Regions from separate parts of the Mus musculus genome. Here region 2 is linked to region 1. A link is a loop called in an ENCODE intact Hi-C map of the cell type or tissue named here. Cell type or tissue: left cerebral cortex. All regions are shown on one strand. Links, peaks and the distances in the headings refer to the core of each region. The heading gives the core; the rest is flanking DNA. Region 1 overlaps Gm33073 (a long non-coding RNA gene). Region 2 has its middle 180 kb from the start of Gm33073.

Region 1 (9,910 bases), core at 3,150-5,649:
TATATTCTATTCAATTCAAGTATAAAAATCAATGCCCACTGGACATGCAGTGAAAGTTTAGAATTTATTTTCATATTTTATCATCAATTAAACTGATAAATGTACAAATTGTGCAGTTCACTTACTGTTTGGTAACCTTGAAGAAGGGAAACCCAAAAGGGTCTTTAGAAAAATAAGAGAAATTTGTTGACAAGATAAAGTCTTCAATGTGACTAAGTTTACTATCCTAAATAAATTTAGCTTTATCAGGAGCTCAGGAAAGCAGGAAAACAGCAGTAGCAACAACAACAAAGCATGAATCCTTTCTCCATGCACAAGGGTAATGTAAAATCATCTTGTTAGAAATAAAGCCTGCAGGGTTCTGTTTCCAGGGCTCCACGCTGGAAGACAGGAGGGTTGCCAGCAATTGTGCTTGTGAAAATTTCTGTAGCTAGCCAAGAACACTAAGATGGTTTTCCAATGGTATGAGCAGGGTTTCCTACTCTGTGGCAAGCATGGCTTTGAAACCAAGAAAGTTTAGTTTGCCCTTCAAGAAGAGTGATTTATGGGAGGAGGGGCATATTCTACTCTAAAAGGGTAGCAGAACCTTGCCCGAGGCAGTGTTGTGACATTGCCAGGGACGATGATTGTGAAATATTGAGTGCATGTTTTTGTGGTGATGTCTGAAAGTACTGGCTACTGCGGTGGTGTCTTCCGATCCTGCATGTCTATTTCTGGATCCACTTGCTTATAATTACTAATGAAGACACGACTCTGAAAGGAGAGGTGACTTCTCCTTCAGTTCTTTTATATCCATTGACAGATGGTTTCTGGTGAAAGTTTCTAAATAATTCTTTCCTACTTTCTGTAAGAGAATATAGTTCTGTTCACTAATTGAATGAATAAGATATTCTAAAGGTGATTCGATTTTCAGTATTATAGGCTACCTGTGTGTTGATCTAACCTTGGGCATCTATCAAGAACTGTCTCTAACTACTAAAGTGCATGTTGCAAATAATCAGCCGACTAAATCACAGTAACTAAGGGAAATCAGGACAAGTCTAATAGTAGCCAAGCTCTAAATAGGACTTTACATAAAAATAGAAAATGTGACTCAGAATACAGTACTAGTTCTTCTTAGAGATGTGTTCCCAACCATCAGAGTCAGCGTGGGCTCTGCCACTTGGAAGTATGGCCTAACAGGCTAAATGGGAAGAGGAAAGGGGGAATTTTCCCCAGACTCTCTTTTAAAATATTATTTCACATTATTCCATCATGCTTATAGGATACAATTTCTGCCTACTCATTTTCTCATTTCCTTAGTAGTAAGTTTCAGTAAGCCTTACATTAGAAGAGTTGCTTTTCTGTTCTAATGACATTGTAAGTTCACAAAATATATCTTAGGTAAACAAATGTTTGGCTTTTGTTATTTATTTATTAGCTGAATGATCACCATATCAAATAAACACAGCGATGATTTCTGCTGTGACACACCATGCATCAAAGACAGAAAAGACCATAGAAAGGACAGGACAGAAACACTGTCATATTTATATCTACCAACTTGCAAGGCCATTTGAGAAGCTCCATTTGGACTCCAGTCTCTCAGTAGCTCACAGGATTGACATTTCTTAGTTGGCTGAAACTACAAATTACGGGTAAGTATAAAAATTGTAGATATTTATTTTCATAATTCTAAGTATAGTGCTTTCACATACTCTTTTTTTTTTCATCCTGTGTTTATTTGACACATTAGTCAAATTCAGTAGATTTTTAGAAATCTAATAGTAAGGAGAGGTAGAATGGGGGGTGGGCAGGAAAGCATTATAACAATCCCTGTGGGGCATTAACAGGGGGATTGTACCCACATCTGCTTTGGGGTGGGAGGGAATTGTCTGCAAGTAAAGAGGACTGAAACCCCTCCTCTCCCTTCTCAGCCTTGAACAGCAGGTGTTCGAAGTCCAGTTGCACAGTAAGTTCCTGTAAACAAAACTACTTATTTATAGACGGCTTCTCAGTACTGTTTCCATGAGCTCAGTCAAAATGCGACCAGGGTCACACATCAACTGAAAAGAAAAATAAAATCCTTATATTTGAATTGTCACAATTAACAAGGGCATGAAGATAATCTTTGGGAGGAACTCAGGATTATGAGTGGACACAGGTTTAAAGAAACACAAAAACAAACCCATGAGCTCCTGCTTTTAGAGCAAAACGAAATAGGGCTGACATCATGGAAATCTGCCAGCCGACCTAAGCAAAATGTAACGTGCCTACTTCTCCTTTCTAGTCTTTCTTTTTTCTATATAACGTTCATGGGAGCCAACATTGGGGGAGGGGAGAGCGTTAACCTCAGTACACACACACACACTATGAGGTGAAAAGTTAAATCATTCAAATATTCAAGGTTTCCCATAAATTGTTTCCTTTTGAAAATTTTGAATGGCAGAGTAAAATACCAATATCAATGCCTTCTTTTACTATGCATTATATATAAGTCAGTATTTTATAACTAGTCTCACAATTCTCTCTTTGTGAAAATTTCACATGTATTTTAGAAGATAAAGTCTTCAACAGTTTTAATATATATTTACGTTATACAAAATAACACCTTGGTTTTTGTTGTTTATTTCTTCTTGTTTTGTTTGTTCATTTTTGGTTTTATTCTTGGGCTTTTGGTTTTGATTTTTGTTTTTCGTCCTTTTTGTTTGTTTACTTAAGAGTGAAAGAAGGCATGGGTTTGAATTGGTCAGGAAGTGGGAAAGATTTGAGAGATGAGGGAGAAGAAACTGATCAAAATATATTGTATTAAAAATCCTTTATTTTCAATAAAAAATTAAAAAACAGAAGGCATGTAGGTATTTGAATAGATGAACATAGCAAATTTTAAAAACAATTTTATTAATTTTTAGAGAATTTCATACAATTGGATTTTAATCATTTCTTAACTCTCCCTTAACATCTCCCCCACCTACCTACTCATCCAACTTTATGTTCTCCCTCCCTCTCTCCCTCCCTCCCTCCCTTCCTTCCATCATCCCTCCCACTCCATCAGTATAACTATTTCACACTGACTTTCAAAATCTTAACTACATTCAAGAGTTAAACATGATTAGTTGATAACCTTCACCTTAAGAAACTATGCTTTATGAACAAGTTAAAATTAAAGCTTTGCTAAAGCAGAGATATAATTCTCACTCGTAGCAAACAATAGGCAGCTCTTTACATATATATTAAATGAATCTATAATATATGAAATCAATCACAATGCAACACATGAAATAAGTACAAACTGAGGAAGGACGAGTAAACCCTTAGCCAAGTGATCCATGGAGATCTCATGTAGCTGCTTGAGCTTAATAGCTTTCTATTAGGCAACAGCTCAAAATGAGGCATTCTTGAGCAGAAAGTGCTAAAAGGAAGTGACAGGCAGAGGGGACAGGAAGAATACCACACAGTGCTAAAGGAAAATGCAGGATGTGAACAAGTGCCATGGAAGAGACAGATTCGGCTTGAGTGAGCAGAGAAATTTTCAGAGAAAGCAGATTGTAGTTAGATTTAAAAGGCATGTCAGATAGTCTGTGGAAAGTCATCTCAGGTCTCCTGGAGTGTATCTCTATTTATTTAATTTAAAAACTTTGAATGCACATTAAATGAAAGATGGTCACAGATGTCTCTATAGATACTACACATATGCATTCAACTGCTTTATATTTACTATCTTAAAATCTTGTTTACATATTTGCTTACTATATTTTAACACTAACCCATGTTAAATTATAATCTCCATGAGAAGAGAAAACTTATTCTTGTTCCTCATATAGCTAGTGTCTAGTAAGTATTGTCACATACTAGGAGTATCTTAAGTGGTTGATGAAGGGAAAAGATGAATAGCTGGAAAGTTGGTTAACTTGTATTAAGGTGTAAATACACTGGCTAGAAGTAGCAGGACAGATCCACACACATGTTAGCCTAATACCCACTTGGGCAGTAAAAGCTGGGGGTGGGAGAGAGTTGCCCCACATTTGAGACTGGATTTGAAAATTCTAGACAAGAGCAAGGGTTAGAAGTTTGAGTAGAGGAGCAATGAGCTGTTGCCAACCAAATACTCCAAAGTATTTGTCTAATATAAACACTTTTCATTAAAAAGTGGTTTTTTTTTCCTTTAAAAAATGGAGGTGGGAGGTTGGATAATTAAAATAGTACTTTATAAACACAGTAATTGGAAGCTGCTTACTAGTGTAGAAATGTGATAGAGCCATCTGACAGTATAAGACCCTTAGTTTTAAATAGTTTTATCACACTACTTTGTTTTTGTTTTTAAACACCTACTCTTTAATCTGTGTTGCTTCTGCTAACTCCAGAAGAAAAGGAAAGCCATAGGTAAAGAATCTCTGTCTTCATGTGGTAGGAGCTGTCTCTGCTTCTATGTTCTGAGTCACCTTGATTCTTGCTCTGCCTGCAATCACCAGCTGGAGGCTCTGGAGAAAGATAACTAGCAGACAGCAAAGGCAGTGCAGCTGATGTGCTGTATCTATCTGGTTTTCACTCCCTTTCCAACAGCAGCTATGTCCCACTGGAAGTCCTACCGCTAACTCATTCTATACAATTCCACTTCTGCCTAGCTCTAGATAACTTCCCTTCAGCTCCAGGGACCACCTGCTTCTAGGGGTGCTAGCTCTGCACTCCAATTGTTTCCTTATTTCTTCACTTAATTCTTTCACACTTCTCTCAATAATCCCTTGTTTGAATTACATTTTCTACCTTAACTATCTTGACTTTAAAACATCTGAGCTTAATAACAGAGCAAGAACTTAAAATACAGAAAGTGAAAGTGTAGGCCATATATTTTAATAGTGAATCTGCCTTCTTTTGTCATGTTTCCAAAATACCACACCAAATTATTTTAACAAAAACAACAAACAAACAAACAAACAAACAAACACAAAACAGTAGCCCCCCTGTTGTTACAGAATACAGACAAAGCAGAACCACAGAATTAAACAAGGATGTACTAATGTGGGCAAATAAAGGGTTCCCTTGCTTGTAAATGTTAAGAGCTCCCCATTCTGTGTTTGTGGCAAATCACTAGGTTACAAAGTCATATACATCTTACAGAGCCCCAGAAAAATCCCCAAAATAACACTGAAAAAGTTTAAATGGCAGTATTTATCCATGTCCCTATATGGTCATTTCCTATAGGAAACTGGCACCTGTTTTTCTCAGAGGCCTAAGAGCTGAGTTAGTTACCATGACCAGAACATTTTCTCCAGCTGTGTCCTGGTTTCCACCTGTACTTCAGTGGATGTAGTTGGAAAGCACCTTGAGAAGCATAGCAAGTATTTACTCTAAAACATGTTGTCTAGAGAAAGCCCAAAGTGAGAAGATGACATGAACATGAAAAACGTTTAGCAAGATTAAATAAATACAGAATGTTCCTGTATGCTTTGAACATATTCTTGAAAAAAATCATAAAAAGAAAGTTTCCATAGATTATTTTTTATTTAATTTTATTTGTAATTCATTTTTTACACTCCATATTCCATTCCCTGCCCCTCCCCTCCCACCCTCTAACTGCTGCACATCTCATACCTCCTCCCCACCACACCTCCTCTCCACATGGATGCCCCCACCCTCCACCCCGACTGACCTCTAAACTCCCTGGAGTCTCCAGTCTCTTGAGGGTTAGGCGCATCATCTCCGAATGAGCATAGACCTGGAAGTCCTCTACTGTATATGTGTTGGGGGCCTCATATCAGCTGGTGTATGCTGTCTGTTTGGTGGTCCAGTGTTTGAAAGATCTTGAGGGTCCAGATTAAGATTGCTGGTTCTCCTATAGGATCGCCCTTCTCCTCAGCTTCTTTCAGCCTTCCCTAATTCAATAACAAGGGTCAGCTGCTTCTGTCCATTGGTTGGGTGCAAACATCTGCATCTGATTCTTTCAGCTGCTTATTGGGTCTTTTGGAGGGCAGTCATGATAGATCCCTTTTTTGTGAACACTGTGCAGCCTCAGTAACATTGTCAGGCCTTGGGACCTCCACTTGACTTGGATCCCAATTTGGGCCTGTTGCTGGGACTTCTTTTCCTCAGGCTCCTCTCCATTTCCATCCCTGTAATTCTTCCAGACAAGAACAATTATGGGTCAGAGGTGTGACTGTGGGATGGCAACCCCATCTCTCACTTGATGGCCTGTCTTCCTGCTGGAGGTGAGCTCTATAAGTTCCCTCTCCCTTCTGTTCATCAAATGTCCCTCCCTGTGAGTCCTGGGAGTCTCACCTCCCAGGTCTCTAGCACACTCTGGGGGAACCTCTGAGCCTCCTATTTCTTGAGGTTGCCTGTTTACATTCTTTCTGCTGGCCCACAGGGCTTCAGTCATTTTCCCTCCCCCAATACCTGATCAGGTTCCCTTCTACACCCCACTGCTACCCCACCCCATCCACTTTCCCTCCCAAATCCCTCCCTCCCCACTTGTGATTGCTTCCTTCTCTCTGCCAAGTGAGACTGAGGCATCCTCACTTGGGCACTTCAGCTTGTTGAGCCTTTTGAATTCTGTGGATTATATCTTGTGTATTCTATATGCTTTGTTTTTGTTTATTTTTTGTTGTTTTTTGTTTTTTGGTTAATATCCACTTATTAGTGAGTACATACCATGCACATCCTTTTGGGTCTGAGTTACCTCACTCAGGTTGACATTTTCTAGTTCCATCCATTTGACTGCAAAACTTAGGAAGTGTTAATAGCTAATTCCATTGTGTAAATGAACCACATTTTCTGTATCCATTCTTCTGTCATGGGATGTATAGGTTGTTTCCAGATTTTGGATATCACAAATAAGGCCACTATGAACATAGTGGAACACGTGCTCCTGTGGCATGGTGGGCCATCTTTTGGGCATATTCCCAAGACTGGTATAGCTGGTTCTTCAGGTAGCTCAATTTCCAATGTTCTGAGGAACCTCCAGATTGATTTCCACAGTGGTTGTTCCATAGATTCTTTTTTAAAACAGACATCGATCACTTATTTTTACATGGTTGTTAAAGAAATGGTATACTTCTTTATAAAGAAATAAAGGGAAATATCTTGTGATGAGTTTTTAAAGGAATCTTGTTTTGCGATCAATGTGCAATAATCCTCTCTATTACTTTAGGTATCTAAAAGGAATCCCCACAAAAGCAATATCTCTTGAAAGCAAAGGCTATTCTTAAAGGTACAAGGAGTGAAATAATTATAGCACTACCACCTCAGATAAGAAAACAGCTGCAGGTTTACCAATAGTAAATATTCGGAATATACACTCAAGGAACAAGGACAGACACTAGATTATTTGCTTTGCATTTATAGAATTGCCACCAAAAGACCACAATGAGCTCAGTAGACAGCTTGAGGCAAGTTTGTCTTTGTCACGAATCAACATATTGGGATAACAGAGTGAGAATGAACCCATTGCTTCCACAGCAATATATTTAAAAGAAGGCTGTCGTTAATATATGAGCAATGGTAACTTTGGGTCTCAGTTTATCCACACCAAAGAGAAACTATGATGCCATAGGTAGGCTTACCTTTTCTGCCTTTATATGGCAGTACAGTCTAGACCACATGACATCATGGCAGGCATCATCAAATTTAAGTCACATTGGACAACTGGGACATTCAAAGCTCTTAACAGTAAGAAAAGAAGATGTCCTAAATGAAAAAGAAATTATTTGATAAGTGGACATACTATAAATAGAAATAAACTTTGTGAGATAGTGAAACCATGCCATTTTGCAATTTGATCGAGCTTTCTTCCTTTCAGCCTCAAAATGATCAAGGTCATCACATCACTTTATGATACTTCCTAGTCCTGGCATACCCCTTATCCATTGAAAATTTGACTTCATTGTTTTAACTCGCTGGAAAATACTAAGACAGCTTCCACTGTACCCTGGCAACATTCGACACTTTTCACTGTGTCAGTTCCTCTTTGGGATTGTCTGTATGGTGAGCTCTTTGTTTTATCTTTGCAGCCACACTTTCCTTTGGAAAGCTTCCCTCTCTTCTTCCCCTACACGACAAATGCATAAATCTGTCATCAGTAAAATATTTCAATTATCATTTAAATGGTTCTAAGTTGTTTACACAAGGAAAAATTAAATGTGTCCATAATCTTTTTTGCTTTGTCTTCTATTGTACAAGAAATTCCTTGTAAAATTACACACTCCCATTAACATGGGAACTTAATCAGTTATGATAATAAGGACAGTATTTATTCTCTAAATTTTGCAATACTTTATCTGAGTTGAACAATCATGTAAGATAAAAAAGAATATGATTGTCAGAAGAAATTTAACTTTGTACAACAAATTACCAAATATACTTTTTTTTTCTCAAATACACATATAACATATAACATTTGATTATATGCTTTTAGAGAAGACTTAGCTATTGGTTCATGTAGCTTACTCTTTCTACACATAGAATACAAAATAGTGCCTGAATTATATCCTTTAATAAGTATAGAGATTATCATCCACAAACTTACTTATATGCTCAAAAGAACTACAAGGACTTCCTTGTTTCCTCTTATTTTTAGACTTGCAATTGATTTGGGTCTTCTCCACTTTCTTGACATCCGAGGTCTAATTGCCAAGTGACCCACTGAGTATATAGTAGTAGTTGAGCTGCTTGCTATGTTATTGTTAGGTGGGACCAATTGATCATAAAGACATGAGTCCTTGAGAGGCTCTGAGATTTGCTGAGCTCAGACAGAGATGGAGAGACCAGACTTGAGAGCAGACTTTCCAACACGAAAGTCATAGAGCCACCATAACGAGTTAAACTACAAATGCCTAACAAAAAATGTGTTGTGCTACATCAACTATTGTTTGTACTTTATCTTATAAAAGGAAGTAATGGCACCTACCATCCCTTAAAATACTTAAGAAACCAGTGATAAAGAAAAATAAGTATCTACTTTTCTAGTAAATTGTGGCTATTTTAATTTTAGACATAAAACAAAATACTATGGTTCAAAAAAACAAAGGCAGTTTTTGGTTTTTTGTTTTGTTTTTTAAAAGTCTGCAAGCATCTACCTTACACAGCAGAATAATCATATCAGAGCATTTAAGACACAGAACAGTATTTTCATGTCATTTATTCTAATACTTTGATCTCATAGTATTAGAAAAATGAGGCACAGACAATTTGAATGAGTTTCCCAATTATATAAGAATGTGGTGACAATGCGATATCAGAATATGGTTATGCATCCTTTTCTCTGTTCATTTATCTCTTGTTTTCTTTTGTGGTATTTTCCCATGGAAGAAGTGTAAGAGGATTTGTCATCTCTCATAACTAAACCTTGGTGGTCTGACTCACCCTAATGGCTGTTTTATTTATCTGATTGCTGCTTTCTTTACCCAGTTATTCGAACATAAAGCTTGTTGAAAGAAAAGGAAGGACTCAGTAACGACCTTCTAAATTATGTGGCTTGAAATGAGGTAGGAGTTCACTAATAACAATTTAAATAAAATTCTCTTGATAGATTTTCAAATCAACACTGAAACAAATAATTAATTGGACCTATACAGGACATTCATGCTTACTTGTAAACATTTGCTATTCAAGAGGCAATAATTTAACTTGGAGTAATAAATATATTTTAGAAAAATCTGATTTCTTGTGACTTTAGCAGCCTTAATTTCCCATGGTTTTGTGTATTTCGAATATCCCAGAGTTTAATGAGATCATTCACAGGCTTATTTACTTGCACTTCTGCCTTTCCTTGAGGCGTTTCTAAATGCCCAAATCTATTAATAAGGATGAATAAATAGACACAAATGAGCTTATTTTCAGTCATTTACAATTTAGTCTACTATGGGCTAATCCTGGGTCCCCTATTCACCAACCCCAAACACAAGCCTTCAATTGTACAGGGGAAAGAGGAGGCATC
Region 2 (9,910 bases), core at 3,218-5,717, 120 kb before region 1:
TCCACAATACCATAAAGACTTCAGTAAAGACGTGAGCTCACTTTGACTTAGTAAGCCAAATCTTGGACAAGATTCTGTATGGTAGAGAGCAGTAACTTAGCTGTGCTCACATTCAGAAGACTATGAGGGCCAATGGCTTCTCTGTGATCAGAGGGGATCAAATGGATTGATTTCTGTCCCTGTCAGTGAGCAATCACTATTTTAGTCTGCCTATCCCAGCATTTTTATCCTATGGGTATAAAGTAGTGGTATCTAATTTGGTAAGAGGCAAAAAGGAGAAAGTCTGTGTACATACATACACGCTGTACCCACTGATCTCTGAGCACACATCACAGTAGCAAGCAGTTCCTAAACTTGCATTGCTCAGTCTGTGACAGCAATTCATTGAAGCTCTTCAGAATTTCTCTACAGGAGAATTTGCTGGAGAAAATTTATGACACAAAACTTCCAGCTTAAAGACAGTTTTGTTTATTTGAATGTGATAATGGTATAAGATTTGTGTTATGCAAAAACAAACACACTCAAAAGTAAAAAAAAAAAAAGATAAATAACTAGTAATATGAGATAATGTTAAGATATAGCAAAGAGATACTAATTAGCTAGTTTGATTCTATCAACTATTAAAATGATTTTCAATATTTTATCATACAAACATATTATTAAGTTTTGAAGTAAAAGAAAAAATGCTTTAAAGATTCACTGTTTCATGACCTATAATAGATTTTCCTAAACACTTTAGTCATTGGTAATATTTTATTTCTCTAGTTTCTTTAAAATAGATCCAGGATCACATCCTTCTTCCCTGAACATTTTTACCCTTTAAAGATGATCTTTACCCTACAGTGTTCATTTGTCAGAAATGTACTAACAAATGCTAAGATGCTATGGAATGGTGATAATTTCCCACGTGTTCTTGAATCATTTTGCTCCTTTTCTTTTCTGAGCAGTGACATTCCTTCACATTTTCATCTCTCGTCTATGCTTCTCTGCTCTGAGAAGTCTCCTAATAAAGCAATGATCATTTCTATCCATCTCTGGTTTATGTTTCACAGGCCATGAAATAAACCTGCAAAGGAAGCGCTGCAGACTGTGTGGACTGTGTTTGCAGGGGATGAAAAAGGTTGATGGTGGTTGTATTACATCTAGGTGAGTCAGTTCTCATAGTGTACATGATTTCATGTACTAGTTTACCTCTGTAGTTTCCACATAGCTTCTAGATAAGTTCATTTGTGTCTTTACACGTGGGCATGTTATTATGGATGTATATACACATGTGAATGTGTATACATGTATCTAGAAATACAATTTCCTACTAATTTTGATGAAAATTCCAGTTACTATTTTTGCATATGCCTGCCCACTGGAATTTAAAGTAGCTAAAGGAAAAAAAAAGAATTTTGATCACACAGTGCAGATTTTCTATATTATCTTTGCATTTCTTTCACTCAAAAACCTAACAGGCAAATAATTCTTAGCAAATTTTCCTTATTGATTACCATCTTCTCCAGGTTTACCTGGAGAGCTACTGGAAGAGTTAATGCCTTCAATTATTCTATTTTCATTCATTCCAGCCCATACTAACTGGATTTAACCAGTACAAACTTTTCGATTAATTTAATTTCCCCCATTTTTAAAGCACAGTTTAAGAAAATGTGTATATTAGTAAAAAATAATATGCTTTAAATGTGTCAAATACAGTTTTGTCTAAGCAAAAAAAATTCACAAATTAGTAATTTTATCACCAATCATCTTTTGTAGTAGGAAAAGTAAGAAAGAAATGTCTTTGGGGATCTTGTTTTTCAGTTGATACTAATTAGATTTTTTAAAAACCAAGTTTGAAGCTCATACTGTTCTGGCTTCAACAGCGCCAAATGATAATCCAAAGTGACATACATTTCCTATAGCAATAAAATTTTGGCAGATAAACTCCCCAATGAGAAACAACGATTTGTATGCTTAGATGAATTTGTGATAGAACGCAAATGAAGAAAGAAAAAAGAACAGAATTTTAAAAAGTAATTGTTCGGTGCCATTAATGCCCTCTCCATGTTTTCGAAAAGTGCCTAAATCCATGAGCATAGCAACATCCAGGACAGGATACATAGTGCATCACTGATGCACCCCGTTCTTGGAAGCTGGAGAGAAAAACTGATTGCTATTTACATTGAAATTCATTCCTAAAAATCTTGCACCCCTTCCCTTCATTATGCAATGTCGTCTTGGACCTGGGCGTCTAGAAATGTGGAAACTGTAACACTTTGACACACCATGTAAATGAGGTATCACTGTAACATGCTATTTAAATGACGTTTGGAACAAACACTCAGCAGGAAGTTTGGAAAACTTATAACGAGATTACCTCATAACTTTTTTTATAAGAGTATTCTTGTATTTCCCCCCAGCCATCTTTTAATTCCAATAAGAAGTATACCGTTTGCCACACTCACTCTCCAGCAGCAAAGCTGAGCACTGTGTTATTGCGGCAATTAGTCAGTAGCTGAGCCGGGTGTTTGAGCTGCTCTTTATTTTGTTAGACAATATTTGACTCAGGGCGCCTTTGTCTTCCTGGTGGAGATGTTGAAATGGGTACTATAAGTCTGAACCAACATACTATTTCATATTATCAGTTCTGAAATGAGGCTAGTTTGGGGTGGGAAGAAAAAGTTCAAGATTGTCTGTGACCTTCCTAGTTTTTCTTTTGTTTGTTTGTTTGTTTGTTTGTTTGTTTTTAACCTTTCATTTCCATGGCTAGTTTGGAGATGTAGAAAATGCAATCACAAGTTTTAAGAATAATTCAATTTAAAGTTTCTTCCTAAAATGAAATCAGTTTATTTTTAAATACCATGATTAAATGCAGTTAGGAATGCAACAGGGAAAACAGAAGAAAATGAAAATACCTTGTCCTGGTTATAGGGACCTTTGCATGCTTGTGTTAGAGACAAATATATATATATATATATATATATATTTCCCGTTTATATATATATATCACAAATGAAAGAAAAATAATTAAGGTAATTAAAAAGTCAGACATAATATGAATCCCTGTCAGAGAAGGAATTTTAGTTTATTAAAATTAAATTATAGCATCATCCTTCTAACATTCAAGAGATACTAGCAAGAGGCACAGTAGCCTTCGTTTTACAATGGCTACAGCTTTTGAAATCTAATCACATCCCTGGTGTTTTACTTTCTATTTTTTTTTTCTGTTATTTCTTTCTTCAAACGTCTTATTGTAGATAAGTAGTCCATGTGAAACTTCTTTCTACAAGGAAGAAGAAAGTAGAAACATCTAATGGGGAAAAAAAAAAGTTTCACCGGGCTAAACACTGACGAGCAAAGATCTACCCAGTGAAGTATCTGGCCAACAAGCCCAGACAGTCTCCCAGCAAAAAAAGCCAAGATCTCTCTGAGAACTATTTCGGTCTCTGTGCATGCTCTCTAAATAGCCTTCTGAAGAATTTCCCAAGGAGATTTCTTCCCAGGGCACTTGGGAAAGGTTCCTTGCATTGGGTGGGCTTTGAGGAAAGAGTGGATGAAAGCCTCCATTAGGTCAGATTGCTAAAGATAGCTGCCACTCTATCCTTCAATTCTGACAAGGGGAAAACAAGAAACAAAAACAGTCCGATGAAGCGCCGGAGAGCTTTCTGAATCTTTCTAAGAGGTTCCAAATTGAAGTCTGGCTAAGCTAACACCGGTACATAGCTACACAGGATAATAGAAAACTAAAGCTTGTGAACTGTCGACTGTTCCCGTTTTTTCACCTCTGAAACGATTTCTCAGTACAATGCCCCATGTCTTTTGAAGCTGTAACCTTATTTACATGGGAAGAAGGACAAAAGGCACATTTTACATCGGTAGCTACTAGCCACTTGTATTGGGGAAAGCAGCTTGTCAGTTTTATCATCAGCTTTAGGAGAAAGGCAATAGAATTTGTTTATACTCCCTGTTTGTACTTGAGCTATTTTCTCGCAGAACTGGCTGATAGAAAGTGGAAAGGCTTTGATTTAAAGTATTGTATTTTTTTTTGTTGTTGTTGTTGTGGTTGTGCTGTCTTCTGTCATCTCTTGGAGACCTGCTCTTTTCTGAAGAGGAAAAGCATGGAAATGGATCTCAAGGAGAGGGAGAGGTGTGGAGGGAGGAGTGGAGAGACAGAAAACTGTTGCTGGGATGTATTTCATGAGAGGAAGACTCTAATATCAATAAAATATATAAAAATATACATCAGTATATTAGATACATAGTTATGTATCTATATATCATTAAAAACAAAAAGTCACAGTGTATACTATAAACAGTTACATGTTATCAACAGTTAACCAGAAAGCTATTTGATTTCTGATATTTATCAATTTCTTAAAAGGCACAAAATTAACTGGGTTTGGTTGTTGCTTATTTTGAAATTTATCCAAGGTTCACATATATCTTTATGAATCATGCCCCATGGTAACATTGACTAAACCTAAATATTGGTGATTAATCTTTTAAATTTTATTTTCCCTTTACCCAAGTTCTGCTAAATAGATAACAATAGATTGTCAGAATCCTGCTTTGTTTGTTTGTGTGCGTGTGCCCTAAGCTCTTGATGGTTTTATATTAAGCAATTGCTATTTTCAAATATAAAAATGCATTGCTCATAGCTGCCTGCTAATTTCTAAATAAACCTAACCATAACTACTGCACATTGAATAAATTTTACTATAGAGGCTTTAACAAAATAACTTTCTATTTTAGACCAACAATGATCACATTTTCATGCTTTTTGTGAAACTAGAAGTCATTTACTTCTGTGGGCACATCCACAGTGAGCCCCGTTCATTCATGCCTCGTTCCTGCAAATGGTCGTTTATATACAAAGCTGCATCTCAGGTTGTCCTCCGCAAGTCTGAGAGGAGTCTCGCTGACCAATTATAGATTACAGGTTTAGTGGAAGTGTTTTCAGATTGTGTAATTATTTATCTGATTTGAAAAGTAAAGCATTTTACTTTTGAGTTACAAGTTCTAAATATATTTTCTTTATACAATCTCTTATATGGATAAATTAGAAAGGTGTTTTATTATAAGTTGTATCCATTTGATTAAACATATTTATTTCATAAAAGCCTGCCATACCCTTAATATAATGGACAGATTCTGAAATCCTTTTGCAACAAACTCAGAAAAAACAAGCTCTGAGAAAGGTGTTGCACGGCTTGGTTTCTAACAGCTCAGTGAAATGTGTCCTTCCAGTGATACTTGAAATTAGATGAATATTAGATTACCTCTACAAATGCATCTTTTGATAAATTTCAATTAATTAAATCATTAACATTTCATCCTCCACAATAAGCTAATAGTGTGAAAGAAAAGAATTAATTAAGATACAAGACCTTTAGAGATCTTAAGTTTTGTGAATTTTACTTGAAGATAATCAGTTGGAAACTGCAGATTTTTAATAGCTGCTAACATTCTATATTTATGACATTTCATTCAAAAAAAGGGCTGTGAATTATATGTGTAAACCTGCACTCATAGACTATTTGGTGTTTTATTACAGAATCAAACATATGAATGGGCAGATAATTTTAATATTAATTGTACACATAGAAATAATAATGGAACTAGTTGAAATTTAAATAAATGTACTCATTTAAATTCAATAGCAAATGTAATTAAAGTGACTAGTATGGAAAATACAACAAATGTGATAAGCAAAGAGTTGAAACACTTATGACATTAAGAACTCATAATTCAGTGACAAGATAGAAACACTATGGGAAAAAAACAGATGGCTGAGTTAAAGAAAAGACATATCAATAGGTAGGGGGTTTTGTGAACATACTAAAAACACTAGTCATAAGGCTGTAAGACAAATGTATCTGGATGGACAGGGAAGAAATAGAAGATACTAAGTTTATCTCCAGCATTTTCTAGCAAATATAAGTCTATCAATAATTTAAGCTAATATAAAATTACTAATGGTTGTCAAATTTTTCTAGTGAATTCAGGTCATTGCAACCTTGCTATTTTCAGAACTTTTAAGTAATATTTACTTTTAAAATTATTTGTAATTTGAAAATAATAACTAATTTTACAAATGAAGTATTAAAAACCATAAATATAACAGCACAGAATTTATCAACATTGCAAGTAATCAAATAATGCAATTTAAAACAAGACTAAGTTAGACATTCACAGTCAGAGCATTTTGCAGGCGGAGATCTCAGTGCTGCTATGGAAGGGTGACAATGCTGCATTTGAACAATACTGGGTGGGGCATGTAAACCAACATAACCTTCTTGACAATCCATTTGGCAATAGCTATAAGAGTACAACTGTTAAGTTCACTTTGATCTAGTAATTCTATCCCTGGGAATACACCCTAAAGACAAAAGAAAGTGAAATATATAAGCACAAATAAATACAGTAGCTACTTATTTATGTATTTGTGCATGTAGTATTTACAGAGTTTTTAGGTTTTATATGTATAACACTATATTAACCACTGAGTATGTAACAAGTAAATATGCATGTATGTGTGTGTTTATGAGAGATTGAGAGAGACAGGCAGAGAGGCAAATAGAGAAGGAGAGGCATACAGAAAGGCAGACAGAGACAGAGATATAGGAGATGATAAGCATATCTATAAAATATACTAATTATAATGATTACTATGTAAATTTAATTACATGGTAGGTTTTGATTCGTGTACATTGTTATATAATAAACTATCCTATTTATTTAGCAAACAAAGGTGTTATATTTAGAAGACGTTTCCTGACTTATATGTATTATCTCATTTAAACACAAGAAATGTTATCTTATTTTTCCATTGTAACAAAATATGCACTTTATAAGAGTATAGCTATTACAAAGTAGTTGATAACAGAACAAAGATTGTCAAAATCTAAATAAAAGATGAGAAAGAATGAAAATACTCATGGCATTTTTATGATTTTTATGGTGTTTTTTTTTTATTCTATGTTTTTAGGTAACTGTCTTCAGTTAACGTGATCCTGAACTATTCTCCTGTCATCTTGCTTTATCAGGACAATATTTTTCTTTAAAATCTCTTCCCCTCTGAGATTCTAAGTACTACCTGGTTATAAATACTCTGGAAAGTGGCAGCAAGCTATTTGTTGCTGCACTCTTGGCCATTAGCAGGAATATGGAGTGGGAAGAACAGCGGGGCTGCAGGTGACTCCCAATTCCTCCTTAAATACAGATAGATTCAATCCTGTTGATAACTGCAGTGCTCGACACAGAATCCACTGATACCATCAAACCTCCTGCTACAACTTCACATGACAACAGGCTGAGAAGCAATGACCCCCCCATGCAGTTCCACACATGCTGACATTCTCGACTCGTTATTTACTTAACCTCCAGATTGACTAGTCACTGTCACTAGAAACTCCACACCTTTTCTTGAATCCCTAGTTCTTTTCATGATTTTATAATAAATTTAAATTTATTAGGAAATTATTTCCAAACTTCGTCATATACTTAATTAAATCTTGATTAGTAAAATGACGAGGGATGGACTGGGGCTGCACTGCCACAGATACCATAAATATTTGGTCTTCACTTTGACACTGCAGACACAAGAAGAGGAAGGAGAATGAGGAGGAACAGGAAGAGAAGGAGAAGGAAGAGTGGGTGAAGGATGAGGAGGGGCTGAGAAGTAAAAGAGGAACAAAAGGAAGAGGAAGAGAAGGGGCGGGAGAAGGAGAGTAGGAAAAGAAGACAGAGAAGACTAGGTAATTGGAGGAGGCAGAGTAGAGGGCGGTGAGGAATGAACAAAGAAAATCACTCGTAAGACAAAAAGCAAACCACAAATATTACAGGGAACCCTCAAAACATGGCAGCCCAGGTTATATATTTCCAGAATTATCAATCTTCCATTTGCCTGTGTGATAAATAAACAAGGTAGATAAATAACTCTCTGTCTAAACTGAGTGCTGGAAACACCAAATGACTTCTCCTAGCTTCCCATGTCAAAATATAATGAGAGCTAAAGTGATGAAAGTAGTTCTGGGATTTTTAGCACATTTTAGGTCAAGGGCAGTGACACCGTAATTACATCTTCAAAGTCAGAACTTACCTAAGAGTAATTTGGAATTCAGAAAACTACTATAAAAATAACCTTTTTTCAGGAAATTTGGCACAAAAATTCAATCATATAATTCTTTATTTTATGTAATATATTCTGATTGTGGTTTGCCCTTTCCCTGTTCTTGCTACTCCCTATCCATCTCTCTCCCATCCGAATCCACACCCCTTCTGTCTCTCATTAGAAAACAAACACACATCTAAGAAATAATAATAAAATAAAGTGAGATAAAACCAAAAAATGAGAATACAACAAAACAAACAGAAGAAAAAGAGCTAATTATAAAGTTCAAATAACACATAAAAATTCAGAAACAAATATACTTGCACACAAGGAATTCCATTAAAACTCAAGAACCTGTGAGATTAAAAGAAAAATTGAAAAATTTCCTCACATTATGACTCAAAGAACATCCTTAGATGCCATTTGTTCTCTTTTGGTAAGCCACCTCCTTATGAGCATAGGACCTACCCAAAAATGTGGTTTGTTTCACCAGTGACACTTTCTTTAGGGAAAAAAAAACTATCTGTTTGAGATAGGTTTTGGGTTAGGGTTGGGGACATGGGTCAGTGTCTCCTGTTATCTCTAGGACCCCATTTGATGCAGACCCTCATTACTGATCCCATGCATGCTACCATACAGTCTCTGGGAGTTCATATGTCTGCCATCCTTATGTTTAGAAGGCCTTTAATCCTTGGTGTCCTTTATTTTCTTTGGCTCTTACACTCTTTCTGCCTCCTCCAAAGTACAGACAGATTCAAGAACGCAACTATAACATTTTGTTGAGATCACAGATAGTTTATATGGTATGTTTCACAGATCCATTCCGTTAGACAAGAGAGATGAGGAGGCAGGGAGAAAAAAAATATTAGCTTGTTTCTGACATCTCTGCTACAATTTATCTATGGATGTTAAGGTTGTTGGACTACAGTCATTGCCTTGAATTGGTTTACAGTAGAGTGATCTGTTTTAAGAATATGTCTCATGATGTAACCATTAGCGGTATCTTAAGAAATCCAAAATGTTGCTAAGACACTATTAAAGAAAACACTGATAAATTATCTTAAATAAAAGAGGACCTGTCTAAAAGGAAAATACCATGCATGCCTCAGATTTCTTTGAGTAAAAATCAGACCAAGGATGTTAACTAGGACAGGGATGCCTTGTGAACTCACTGTTGATACAGATGCCAATGCTTTCATACTATACTCCACATACTACCGTAGTCAGTGCTCTATACTCTAAGGAACCTATAGCCCCACGTTGCTACTGAAGCCTTCAAAAAGCTTGGGTTTTCAAGCCCTTGAGATTACTTGTATATATAAGTGATCAATATACATGGTTACCAAAACTTTATTTAAGCCAAGTTCAGAGTATGACAAGGGTTACTAAGAGAAGTCCATTGTTAGTGTGTATAGGAGAGTATTGACCATGGATATTGTGGATACAACTGGACTTATGGCAACTTGTACAGTAATAAAATGGGCTCTGACCTTCTCATGATCATGATCTTTATGATCTTCATATGGGAAATACTGAACCACCTGTCAGCATGTCTTGAAAGTTGTAAAAACTCGATAATTGTTTGTTGAATACATTATTTGATGGGTTTCCAATTTCTGTGTGCGGCATTGTTAGGGAAGAATCCCTTGATTTTCTTTTGTTCTAGGGTAACAATTTTAGTGTCTTATTTACTATCAAAATCTGTGGCATGCAAAGATGTTTACACATAAAACCACCCTGACAGTTTTACATAGAGTAACTGTAAATGCATAAAATATTATTAGATTTTTTAAAGAGGAGAGAATCTTATAATAG

The links. A loop is a pair of places that touch in the nucleus more often than their neighbours do. Peaks named below come from ENCODE experiments on the same cell type or tissue, not always from the same donor. Only the 100,000 strongest peaks of a DNase experiment are listed, where the experiment ranks them.
Region 2: a loop joins it to region 1, with 2.6 times the contacts of the local background. A loop is called at or near these places in 3 of 42 quality-filtered maps.

Annotation. Positions count from the first base shown.
Region 1 is chr13:83,064,312-83,074,221 of GRCm38, forward strand. Gm33073 (a long non-coding RNA gene) reads right to left here. Exons shown (of 3, transcript XR_382688.2): 3 at 7,431-7,662. Among named protein-coding and RNA genes, the nearest start is that of Gm33073, 51 kb to the right of the region's middle. In left cerebral cortex, for the core only: a CTCF peak has its summit at 4,455; DNase peaks (open chromatin) are centred at 3,400 and 4,489; H3K27ac peaks cover 177 bases.
Region 2 is chr13:82,939,492-82,949,401 of GRCm38, forward strand. No RefSeq gene overlaps it. Among named protein-coding and RNA genes, the nearest start is that of Gm33073, 180 kb to the right of the region's middle. In left cerebral cortex, for the core only: no CTCF peak of the experiment used is centred there; DNase peaks (open chromatin) are centred at 3,451, 3,662, 4,642 and 4,805; H3K4me3 peaks cover 659 bases; H3K27ac peaks cover 2,500 bases.